Linked DNA regions of Homo sapiens: region 1 is linked to region 2. Evidence: read pairs that join two places in POLR2A ChIA-PET (ENCODE). Cell type or tissue: GM12878. All regions are shown on one strand. Links, peaks and the distances in the headings refer to the core of each region. The heading gives the core; the rest is flanking DNA.

What was found. Peaks named below come from ENCODE experiments on the same cell type or tissue, not always from the same donor. Only the 100,000 strongest peaks of a DNase experiment are listed, where the experiment ranks them.
Region 1: POLR2A ChIA-PET joins it to region 2 with 8 read pairs; 13 of 35 experiments call an interaction of 5 or more read pairs at or near these places.

Annotation. Positions count from the first base shown.
Region 1 is chr4:77,194,405-77,199,784 of GRCh38, forward strand. No RefSeq gene overlaps it. Among named protein-coding and RNA genes, the nearest start is that of CCNG2, 40 kb to the left of the region's middle. In GM12878, for the core only: no CTCF peak of the experiment used is centred there; a DNase peak (open chromatin) is centred at 2,619.
Region 2 is chr4:77,067,811-77,073,190 of GRCh38, forward strand. All of the region lies in intron 1 of CCNI (cyclin I), which reads right to left. Among named protein-coding and RNA genes, the nearest start is that of CCNI, 5.5 kb to the right of the region's middle. RefSeq lists an enhancer at 4,676-4,745. In GM12878, for the core only: no CTCF peak of the experiment used is centred there; no DNase peak of the experiment used is centred there; H3K4me3 peaks cover 2,315 bases.

The DNA of each region.
Region 1 (5,380 bases), core at 262-5,261, 130 kb after region 2:
TTTTTTTTGAGGGTAGGAAACGTCCCTTTGTGACCTATTAGTAAAAAAAACTAAAATGAACTTCAAGCATGTGGCTTTTAAGACTCCTTACTAGGAAGTTAGGATCTTAATCATATTCAGCAGAAAGCAGCTGTCTGCCTCGAAGACACGCAACCTGTGGGCTGCAACTGACCTTCCACCTGGTTGTGGAGGTGGGAGACTCGTTGACTGGCAAGCCTCAGGTAATGTCAGACTGACACACCTGAAAGCACTTCTGATAGCAGTTAGAAACTTAGTAGTTGAAACAGGAAATTTCATCTAGTTGAACAGATCGTTAGCATTGAGAATGGACACTTCCTTTAGGCTTACTAGGAAAGGCAAACCATCTGTCATGGAAAAGATAAAGTGGCATCTTAGTGACAGACTCAAAAGTACACAGCATGATGGATATGTTCATTATCTTGACTGACAATTTCACAGGTGCGATGGTAGCAAGTTACATAGCTTAAATATCGTAATTCTTGCGTGCCAGCTACAGAAAAGTGCTTTTTAAAACCATGTCCAGTCATGTAGGTCCACCTGCCTTAACCTGAACAAGGGTGAATAAATACATGGGTAGGGACATGAAGCACTCTCCCCTCATCCCCATCAGCATGGAGTTACTTTCTTCACACTGTCCTTACAAAGCAGGGTTCAAGGAGAAGAGCAGAGTTCTTTCCTTCATGTAGATAATCTGATCAAGGGATGTGTCTCCCAGGCTGACAATCCACTTGACAAAGAGTCACTTGACAGGTCTGGGATCTCGAAGCCCAAGGCTTTCCAACACTGTTAGTTAAGTGCTGTAATTAGAGCTGGGGTGCTGGGGCAGGGAAGGCTCCTGCAGGATGGTCAAGGATGGGAATAGGTGGCCTTGTTTTTCCACAGTTGCTTAACATTAAAAACTAGTCTTCTGATTAGTCATCCTGTAGCATTCTCACCTGTACTTGTGTCCTTTTACTGATAGCAAAACTTTCTCTGCTTTTATAGACTCCAGAAGCTAATACAGCAGTGACTTAGTCCTGCCAAATAAGAATTTGGTCAAATTTAAGTGCATGGTACGGATGCCTTATCTCCCTAATCCTTTTCCCGTTTTTGTAAACTTCAACCACTATAAAAGCCGAGGGAAACAAAAACTAACTTTACATAAACAACTTTACTTCAAAACTAATACTCTGGGCTGGGTGAGGTGGCTCACGCTTGTAATCCCAGCACTTTGGGAGGCTGAGGCGGGTGGATTGCCTGAGGTCAGGAGTTCAAGACCAGCCTGGCCAACATGGCGAAAACCCTATCTCTACTAAAAATACAAAAATTAGCTGGGCGTGGTGGCAGGTGCCTGTAATCCCAGTTACTCTGGAGGCTGAGGCAGGAGAATCATCTCTTGAACCTGGGAGACAGAGGTTGCAATGGGCCGAGATTGCACCATTGCACTCCAGCCTGGGTGACAAGAGCAAAACTCCGTCTCAAAGAAAAAAACCAAAAATCCAAACTAATACTGATAGATCACTGGGTCTTCAGGACTTTTCACCTAGGCTAACAGTAAAGACACTGGAAAGTTCATCTTTCCCACCTCAGGCAGAGCAAAATATCTACTACCGACCCAATTAACTATAGTTTCAACTGCAGGTGAGTCCTATGGAACTGATGTCTATATGTAGGTGTTATTGCATAGGCTTCTGGGGCATGCCACATAGTTCTAGAAAAACTCACATGGCTTAGGAGACAAGTTTAAAGTTATGGCTGGAGAGCAAGGTAGAAGGGGCTGAAACATCTCAAATATCAACTTCCTTTTAGAACAAGATGTGGAGTAGTGCAGGATTTGTCAATGGCACTCCCGCCATTCCTAAGGCTGCTTATGTACTTCTGAGCTTTGGCCTGATGCGTGTTTGTCTGTCTTGCAACTGGCCTCACTCCAATCTGAACTCCTGATGTCTCTTAAAGCTTGCCTGAGAACCCAGCTTTTTAGTAGCTCAAATCCTTACTATCCCTTAGGATAGCATTACTTTGAAAATCCTCAGTTGTGCCAAGACCATTTCGGATTCAACCTATTTTTGGGGTTCCTGCTTAGTGTCTAGTGTCTACCTAGAGCTGCTTGATGCCAGAGGCTAGTGGCTTCTTTACCAGGAAACTGATGGTAGCCATGTCACTTCTTGGCATCAAACCTGTCTAAAACAGTCCCTAGCTGAAGACGACTTTCTTCCTAATTGTCAGCCATTCAGATGAGAGAAGTTACAGGTGGTCGAAGGTGAGAACTAAGTGATAGAAACTGGAACCAGGTGTACTGAAACTCTTGACTCTAGGAGAAACTAATTTCTTGAGGGATTTGTTAAAGGTAACTTATCAAGACCCACTTCCTCCCAATCTACACAGATTACATGTTTAATTTGGGCCAGTAACTTTTAAGTCTTTAGAATCTTGACATAATCTAGCAAAGTAAGACTGCTCTAGGTGTGGCAGGAAGCATGTAAGCAGAACCCCTTGCTGGCCTGCTGCCGCAAGGAGCCCAGAGAATCCCCGAGGCATTGGAACAGTCTGAGGGGTCTAAACATACTTTTGCTTATTGAGGTGCTTGCCCACTAGAGTTCTCCGAATCAGTCCCTGATGAGGGAGGTGCCTCAAGCTTGCAGCTGTGGTCACAGGATTAACTTCTCAATTCTCAGGCTACCCATAGGGAGATGCCATATCTTGGTTTAATCCTGTTTCTGTGGCAGATTTCAGCTTACTGCTCACACTCTGGGTCTCACGGCTCCTATGACATCAGTTTCAGTACTGTAGGTCTGATCTTCAGTTGGGGGTGGTGCTGGAGAAAGTGCTCTCACTAGGGAGCTGGGCCCTCACTGTTTCTGAATCCTCTGATCCATAAAGCAATTGTAGTGTGCCTACAAACGGGCCCTCTGACATCTGACTTTCAAATGGTTGGGATCTTTTTCCTCAGGGAATAGATTCTTTAAAAAAGCCCCTGAGTGAGAGCAGAGCGGTGGCTGGAGGTTATTCGGGCTAAATGGTTTCTCCGGCTGCCACCCAAACTGAAATGCTTTACCTAGCAATGGTCATGAGGCAGGTGACTGGAGCAAGTAACTGCTGGTAGCAAACGAGCCTGTTGAAGCATTTGTGCAGGACTGGTCTGACTGGCCTGGAGAGATTAGTTAACACCCTTGCACACTGAGCACACTCCAGAGGGGAGTCCCTGCCCTCCAGGAACTTACAACGTAGCTTGAAGGAACATGAAGACCCAGCTGTAGCTTGTTACTTAATGGCAATAGAAAATGGGTGAGGGAGTGCTGGCTGGGAATTGGAACTGACTTTCAAGTCTGGGTTTTTTCCTGTGAAGTAATTCTCAATGGAGTAGACTTCAGCTCTGGCCTAAACGCTACATTACAGTGCCTTTGTGTATCTAAATTCTGGTGTCTAATCTGGAATAACCTTTCCCAACTATGTGACAGAAGTTTGGGCGCTCTAGGAAGCATAAAGTGAGGGGGATGGAACTTGTCTTCAGTAGGTAAGCCCTGTAGATGACAATGTGGTCTTACTTCCTTAATGTGGTGGCCTGGTAGAAGCATGGCTAAGTTGAGATGGGGAAGAAGCCTAGGAAAGCCCAGGATGACTTCTGGTCTATTTTACTGCTGAAACAGTCTGGAGAACTTGTAGAGATGCAAAAATTCGTCATGATCAACAGGACAGTCAAAGGGACCTAATGTGCCATGTGTCTTTGGGACTGGGGTTAGGAACTCCCAGATAGAAGGGGATGTGATATAAACAGAACAGTCTTGTGATTTTGTCTAGTTCTGAAATCACCTCTTTTTAAAGAGCTCTCAACTCCTATCTGCAAATGTGTTTGGAACGCTTCCAGATCAAGTTCTCTGTGCATCCTCTTTAGAGGGAATTTATAGGAGCCTCTAGAACAGTGCTGAGACACACGAGCCAAAAGTATAAGCCATATATAGTCAGTCCCATTAAAGAAAAACGAATATCTTTAACCCAAGAGATGCTTATTTTGACATGTAACCCAGCTTATTCTTGGTACTGAGCCTGGTATGCATTTTAAACTTAGTGTATCAATTGAGATGGGTCCTATCAAGTGCTCAATGAATAGTGGTTATATTGGAGAGCACAGCTCTGGATAAAACATAACTTTAAGTTTTTGTTTTTGTTTAATTCATTTGTTACCGCTTTAGGGAAATGCTGATCTAAAATGACGGTAGAATGTAGTGTCTGTATTGCTGTCTGAGTGCAAATCCTTGGAAACTTCCAGGAACTAGTAGGCTAGAACCACTTGTATTACTTGGACTTTGTCAGAATGACTGCCTTTGTGTAAAACACCATTCTGTCAGCAATATGACCATTTTCCATACCCCTAGCAATCACTTTGATTATTGTGGGTAAGCTTTGTCCTGGCATCTTCTATGCCATCTATATCTAAAGCACCCATTCCAAAGCTCATTTTAGTAACTTATTTGTCCTGAGCACGGGAAATGGGAAGAATACAAGTAGCTCTCATTCAATATCTTCCAGTTTTCAGTTTGGGTTACTGGTATTCTTTAGATCCTGGACAACACACTGAGAGGTTACAGGTGTCTAGAGATCAAGTACTTGAGAGCATTTAACATCTATGCTGTAGTGCCCAATTCCTATCCCAAAAGCTCAAGCGCCCACAACTCCCCTTCCTATTATACCTAAATCAGGCTGGAGTGTGCTTTTCAGTGATGTGCTATATTAGCTTTCTAAGCCAACAGGAGTATATACCTTATTCAATTTACTTGGACTTGATGTTGATGTGTTACCTATAAGGACCAGTGGTAAACACCTGAACCTAATCAAACCTCATCTAGAGAGGAGGGGGCAGTCTTCTTGTCTTCAACACAACTGCTTAACACTTATTTCTACGGAAACTGACTTGGGTTGGATTGGGGTTTAGGACAGCTGGGATGGCTTATCCGGGAGGCATGTGATTTTTGCCAAGAAGGAAGTTTTTGGTCTTGTGGAGTTATCACAGGAAGGTAGATGGGTGTCCATTCCTCTGACCTGTGTCAGAGCTGTGGGGAGGCTGAAGAGCAGGAAAGACAGCCCCAGGCTGAAGCTGGGCTGGGCTGCTGCAAGGCCAGTGTCTGCAATTAGGGAAGAAAGGCAGCAGCCACCATGTTTAAGAACTTTTAACTTGGCTCTCTCAGAATAGAACCCCTTGGCATATCTAGAAAGTAGGAAGCTGTCAAATCAGTAGCATTGGCTGTGCTGAAGCAGTTCCCTTGGATTTGGGGGCAGTTGACAAAAATACTAACCAGAACATGGACCAACTTGTTTATGAACCCACTTGAGGCCCGGAGTTAACTAGGGCCATTACCTGGAAGCTCCTGTGCTCTTCCCCTCA
Region 2 (5,380 bases), core at 116-5,115:
AAAAAAAAAGAAGCAAACTACAGACTTGAGGTTTGACTGTGTGTAGAAAATTGGATTAAGAAACTGCTAAAGAATGTGAAAAGGTGGCTGGGCACGGTGGCTCACACCTGTAATCCTAGCACTTTGGGAGGTGGAGGCGGGCAGATCACGAGGTCAGTAGTTCCAGACCAGCCTGACAAAACATGGTGAGACCCCCGTCTCTACTAAAAATACAAAACTTAGCCAGGCATGGTGGCAGGCACCTGTAATCCCAGTTACTTGGAAGCCTGAGGCAGGAAAATCGCTTTAACCCAGGAGACAGAGGGTGCAATGAGCCAAGATTGCACCACTGCACTCCAGCCTGGCGACAGAGCAAGACTCCGTCTCAAAACAAACAAACAAACAAACAAAAAAGAATGTGAAAAGGCTTAGCTGGATTTGTTGAAAGGTAAGCAACTAAAAAGGTAATTAACTTCAGAAAAAAGAATTTAAGAAAGTAATGTATCACAATATTTATACAGCAATAATAATGAAAAGACTGGATAGGGATCGCAATATGATAAAACTACATTGGCAGGATGTGGAGACATAACTATGGATATTGGAAGAGGGTAAAATAAAAGCCACGTCTTTACATTTCATAGTAGGAAATTCATAAATATCTCAAACTGAAATGTCAAAAAACAGCAGCAGAGCAAGTTGTTTGAAAATGTGATGCTAAATAACGGGACAAGGAGGAAAGAGTTGGGAGTAGTTAACCTCTGCAGAGTAAGAAAAGGGTGAGAAAGGCCTAGCGTAGGAGAATGCTGTTTTTCATTATAAATTTCACTAACAATTTGACTTTCTCAACTATGTACCTGTAAACTATGTATCTGTATTACACACTTCAGATTCATGGGCTCTAAGAATTTTTTTAAATATCCAGAATTAACATGTAAAAAGTTCCAATTTTTTTAAAAATAAAAAATTTGGAAAAGCAAAAAATAGCAAACCACTTCTTTAATTTCCACATTCTATCCCAACTCCAGCTACTATCCTCCTTCCTATGTACCACTCCACATATGCTACCTATTTGCTTCTCAACTTACTAGAGACTAATTCTGGTTAACTCAATTATGATTTTGTTAATTTTTGTGTCTTTAAACGCCTGAGTTTTTGCAAATCTTCTATAATTAGCATAAAATATCTTCATACTAAGATGACAAGGGGTAAATAGAGAGGAAAAAGAACTAATATTAATCCAAAAAGACCTATCTCAAAGGTAATTTCTTCTAAAAACTCTTGATTCTTTAATCATGTCATAAAGCAGCTTTCTGTTAACTCCCCAACTACGTTATAAATTCCTGGCCAGGCGCAGCGGCTCCGGCCTGTAATCCTTGCACTTTCGAAGGCTGAGGAGGACAGATTGCTTGAGTCAAGGAGTTCGACGCCAGCCTGGGCAATGTGGTGAAACTCCATCTCTATAAAACATACAAAAATTAGGCAGGCGTGGTGGCACGTGCCTGTGGTCCAAGCTACTTGGGAGGCTGAGGTTGCAGTGAGCCAAAATCATGCCACTGCACTCCAGCCCCAGCAACAGAATGAGACCGTGTCTCCAAATAAAGAAATCCCTATGCAGTCACATCTGCCAATATCATTTTTATATATATATATTTTTTTTATTATTATACTTTAAGTTCTAGGGTACATGTGCACAAAGTTCAGGTTTGTTACATATGTATACATGTGTCATGTTGGTGTGCTGCACCCATTAACTCATCATTTACATTAGGTATATCTCCTAATGCTATCCCTCCCCCCTCCCCCCACCCCACAACAGGCCCCGGTGTGTGATGTTCCCCTTCCTGTGTCCAAGTGTCCTCATTTTTTTTATTACTCACTGTGTCCACAGCACAGTACTTCGACGGAACAGAGACCCAACCAATTGTTCCAGTTTCAACCACTGGTGCCCCAAACAAAAACACACAACCAAAAACTCTACCCCCACCTGTACCAACCCACTGTGTGTGGGGTTTTGGTACCTTCTTTTTTTTGATACATCCTTGTTCACAACTTTAACCTACCAAAATCTAATCTCTTTCACACCAATCCTTCCAATCTTTGAAGGGTGCTATCATGCTCACCAATTCATCTTTTCCATAGCTGAAAACTTCGATAGCTCCTCACGATATTTTGCCTCTTCTAAATTAGCTTTAATTTTACCATAAATACAGTCTAAAATCATGGGCTTTTTTTTTTTTTTTTTGAGACAAGAGTCTCACTCTGTTGCCCAGGCTAGAGTGTAGTGGCACGATCTCGGCTCACTGCAACCTCCACCTCCTGGGTTCAAGTGATTCTCCTCCCTTAGCCTCCTGAGTAGCTGGGATTACAGGCACACACCACCACACATGGCTAATTTTTGTATTTTTAGTAGAGGCAGGTTTTACCATGTTGGCCAGGCTGGTCTTGAACTCCTGACCTCAAGTGATCTGCCTGCCTTGGCCTCCCAAAGTGCTGGGAGTACTGGCATGAGCCACCACTCGTGGCCCTCATTAGCTTTTTTTTTTTTGAAGACCACACCTCGGTATCAATTCAGATATAATTTACGGTCAACAAAAACTCTTAGGAGACTTTCTCAGGTTCCTTGTTAAGCCAGTTCTACCCCTACCTGCCCCAACCCATTGTGTGCGAGGTTTGGGTACTTTCTTTTTTTTTTTTTTTTTTTGACACATCCTTGTTCACAACTTTAAAAATATTCTTTATAAAAAAGAAAAAAGGTCATCCTGTTATATTCTATCCCTGTTGCATACTGCTGAGATGTTCTGAGATTCCAATTTTGTTGCCTTGGTGCCTTTCTCAGATCTTCAACAATTTGGTAGGCAAGCTCACTATAATTTCTTCTAATGCAGACATAAGTATTAACACTAGAAACGGAATGTAGGCCAGGTGCTGTGGCTCATTCCTGTAATTCCAACACTTTGGGAGGCCAAGGCAGGAGGAGCTATCGAAGTTTTGGGAGGCCAAGGCAGGAGGAGCCCAGTAGTTCACGACCAGCCTGGGCAACACAGTGAAAATCTTTATATAAAAGAAATGGAATGTAAACCAGATGACCATCTGACAAGAGATATTTAGAAGAAACAGCTATTTGGGTCAAGATTAGACTTCATAGGTTCTAAGGTTTCTTCCAAACTCCTATTAAAAACCTTAAAACTTTAATAATTCTTTCACGCCATTAGCTACAACCAAATGGATCCACCAGCCTTCACAAGCTATCCCAACAACCGACTGTCACTAGTGACTCAAGTTCCTTCACTAGGTTTCAAGATTATTTTTAGGGGGTTTAGATGGTACAGAAAGAGACACATAAAGTAGAATCATGTAAAAAGAAGTAAATCAGGTTCAATGGATTCCCGTTCTCCAATTGCCTATAATTAAAGCCCTCAGTATGACTTTCAAATATTTATATTGTAATAACTTTTTTTAAAACAAAGGTATCTGGTCAAAGAAGAGTCACAGGGGAAATTAGATAATACTTTGAGATGAGTGAAAATGAAGATATACCAAAACTTACCAGATACAATTAAAGCAGTGCTTAGAAATAAATTAATACCTGAAAATGCCTCTACTAAAAAAGGATATCTCAAATCAAGAGCCTAATCTTCCACCTTAAGGTAATGGAAAAAGAAGAGTAAACTGTTCCTAAAGCAAGACAGAAGCAAGGAAATACTAAATATTAGAATGGAAATTAATGAAGTAGAGAATACAAAAACAGCAGTGAAAAGTCAATGAAACCAGAAGCTGATTGTTTGAAAAGATCAAAATGGACAAACCTTTAGCCAGCTAGACTGACCACGAAAATACAGAGGACAAATTACTAAAATCAAGACTAAAAAGAAGACACTACCTACCTTACAGAAATAAAAAGAATTATAAAGGAATTTATGAACAACTGTGTGCAACTAAATTGGCAATTTTAGATGAAATGGTCCAGTTCCCAGAAATACAAAATACCAAAACTTAGGAAGTAAAAAGCTGCACTGGTGAGATGATTCCAAAAAAACAAAAACAGAAAAAAAGAAAGAAAGAAAAAAGCTGAGTATTTGTAAAACCAAAGATTTAAACAGTTAATTTTTTTAAAGCACTGCCAAAGAAAAATCCATGCCCAGATGGCTTCACTGGTTAATTCTACCAACCATTTTCAGAAAAACTAATAGCAATCTTTACAAATTCTTCCCAACTTATTCGTTGAAGCCAGTTATTACCCTGCTACCAAAACCAGACAGACATCACTAGAAAACTACAGATTAGTATTTCTTCTGAATATAAATGCAAAATTTCTCAACAAAATACTAGCAAACTGAATCCAGCAATATTAAAAAAAGGATTATATACCATAACCAAGTGGGATTTGTTCCAGGAATGCAAGCTTGTTTTAAGATTCAGAAATCAACGCAATACATTATCAATAGTAAAAAAAAGAATCACTCTTTGCTCACTCTAGAGAAAGCTAACAAAGAAAAAGTAAAACGAGGTAAAATTTCCTTAAACTTTTAAAAACAGGACAGAAGGCAGGGCATGGTGGCACCTGCTTGTGATCCCAGAACTTTGTGAGGCAGGAGAGGAGCACTTGAGGCCAGGAGTTTGAGACCAGCCTGGACAACAGAGCGAGATCCCTGTCTCCACCAAAAAAAAAAAAAAAAAAAAAAAAATTTAAACTAGCCAGGCATGATGTCACACACCTGCCTGTAGTCTCAGCTACTCAGGAGACTCAGGTGGGAGGATTACGTAAGCCCAGGAGCTTGAGGCTGCAGTCAGCTATGATTACAGCACCTCACTCCAGCCTGGGTAACAAAGTGAGACCCAATCTCTTAAAAAAAAAAAAAAAAAAAAAAAGAAAAGAAACGAAACTGCAATACCTGACCCTCAACTAGATCCTGTACTGGAAGGAGACAAATGGTGTAAAGGTCATTATTGGGTCAAATGAGATAATTGGGACGGTAGATTACACAAGTCAATGTATCAAATGCTAAATTTACCAAAATTGAAAATTTTGCTGTGATTCTGTAAGAGAATATTACTATTCTTGTGAAATATTTAGCAGTATAGGGTCATAATGTATGTTCCACATAAAAGAACAAAAGACAAGACTAGTAAGACATACTATGATACAGAAAGCATGGGCTTGGCTTTTCTTTTACTGACAGTGCACAAGCCTATTTTCTACGGGTAAAGCACATTTTGAGTTGAATTAATAAATTCCGCTAAGAAAATGCAAACATTTAAAATACAATTTTAGTTTTAACAGAACTATATAGTTATGTTTTGTTACTGTATGCCTATTGTTGGTTACATCCAACTTTGCATGCTTTTTTAGAAAAGCAAGAAATAACAAAAGACTATTTTAGTTGGCATATTCCACACA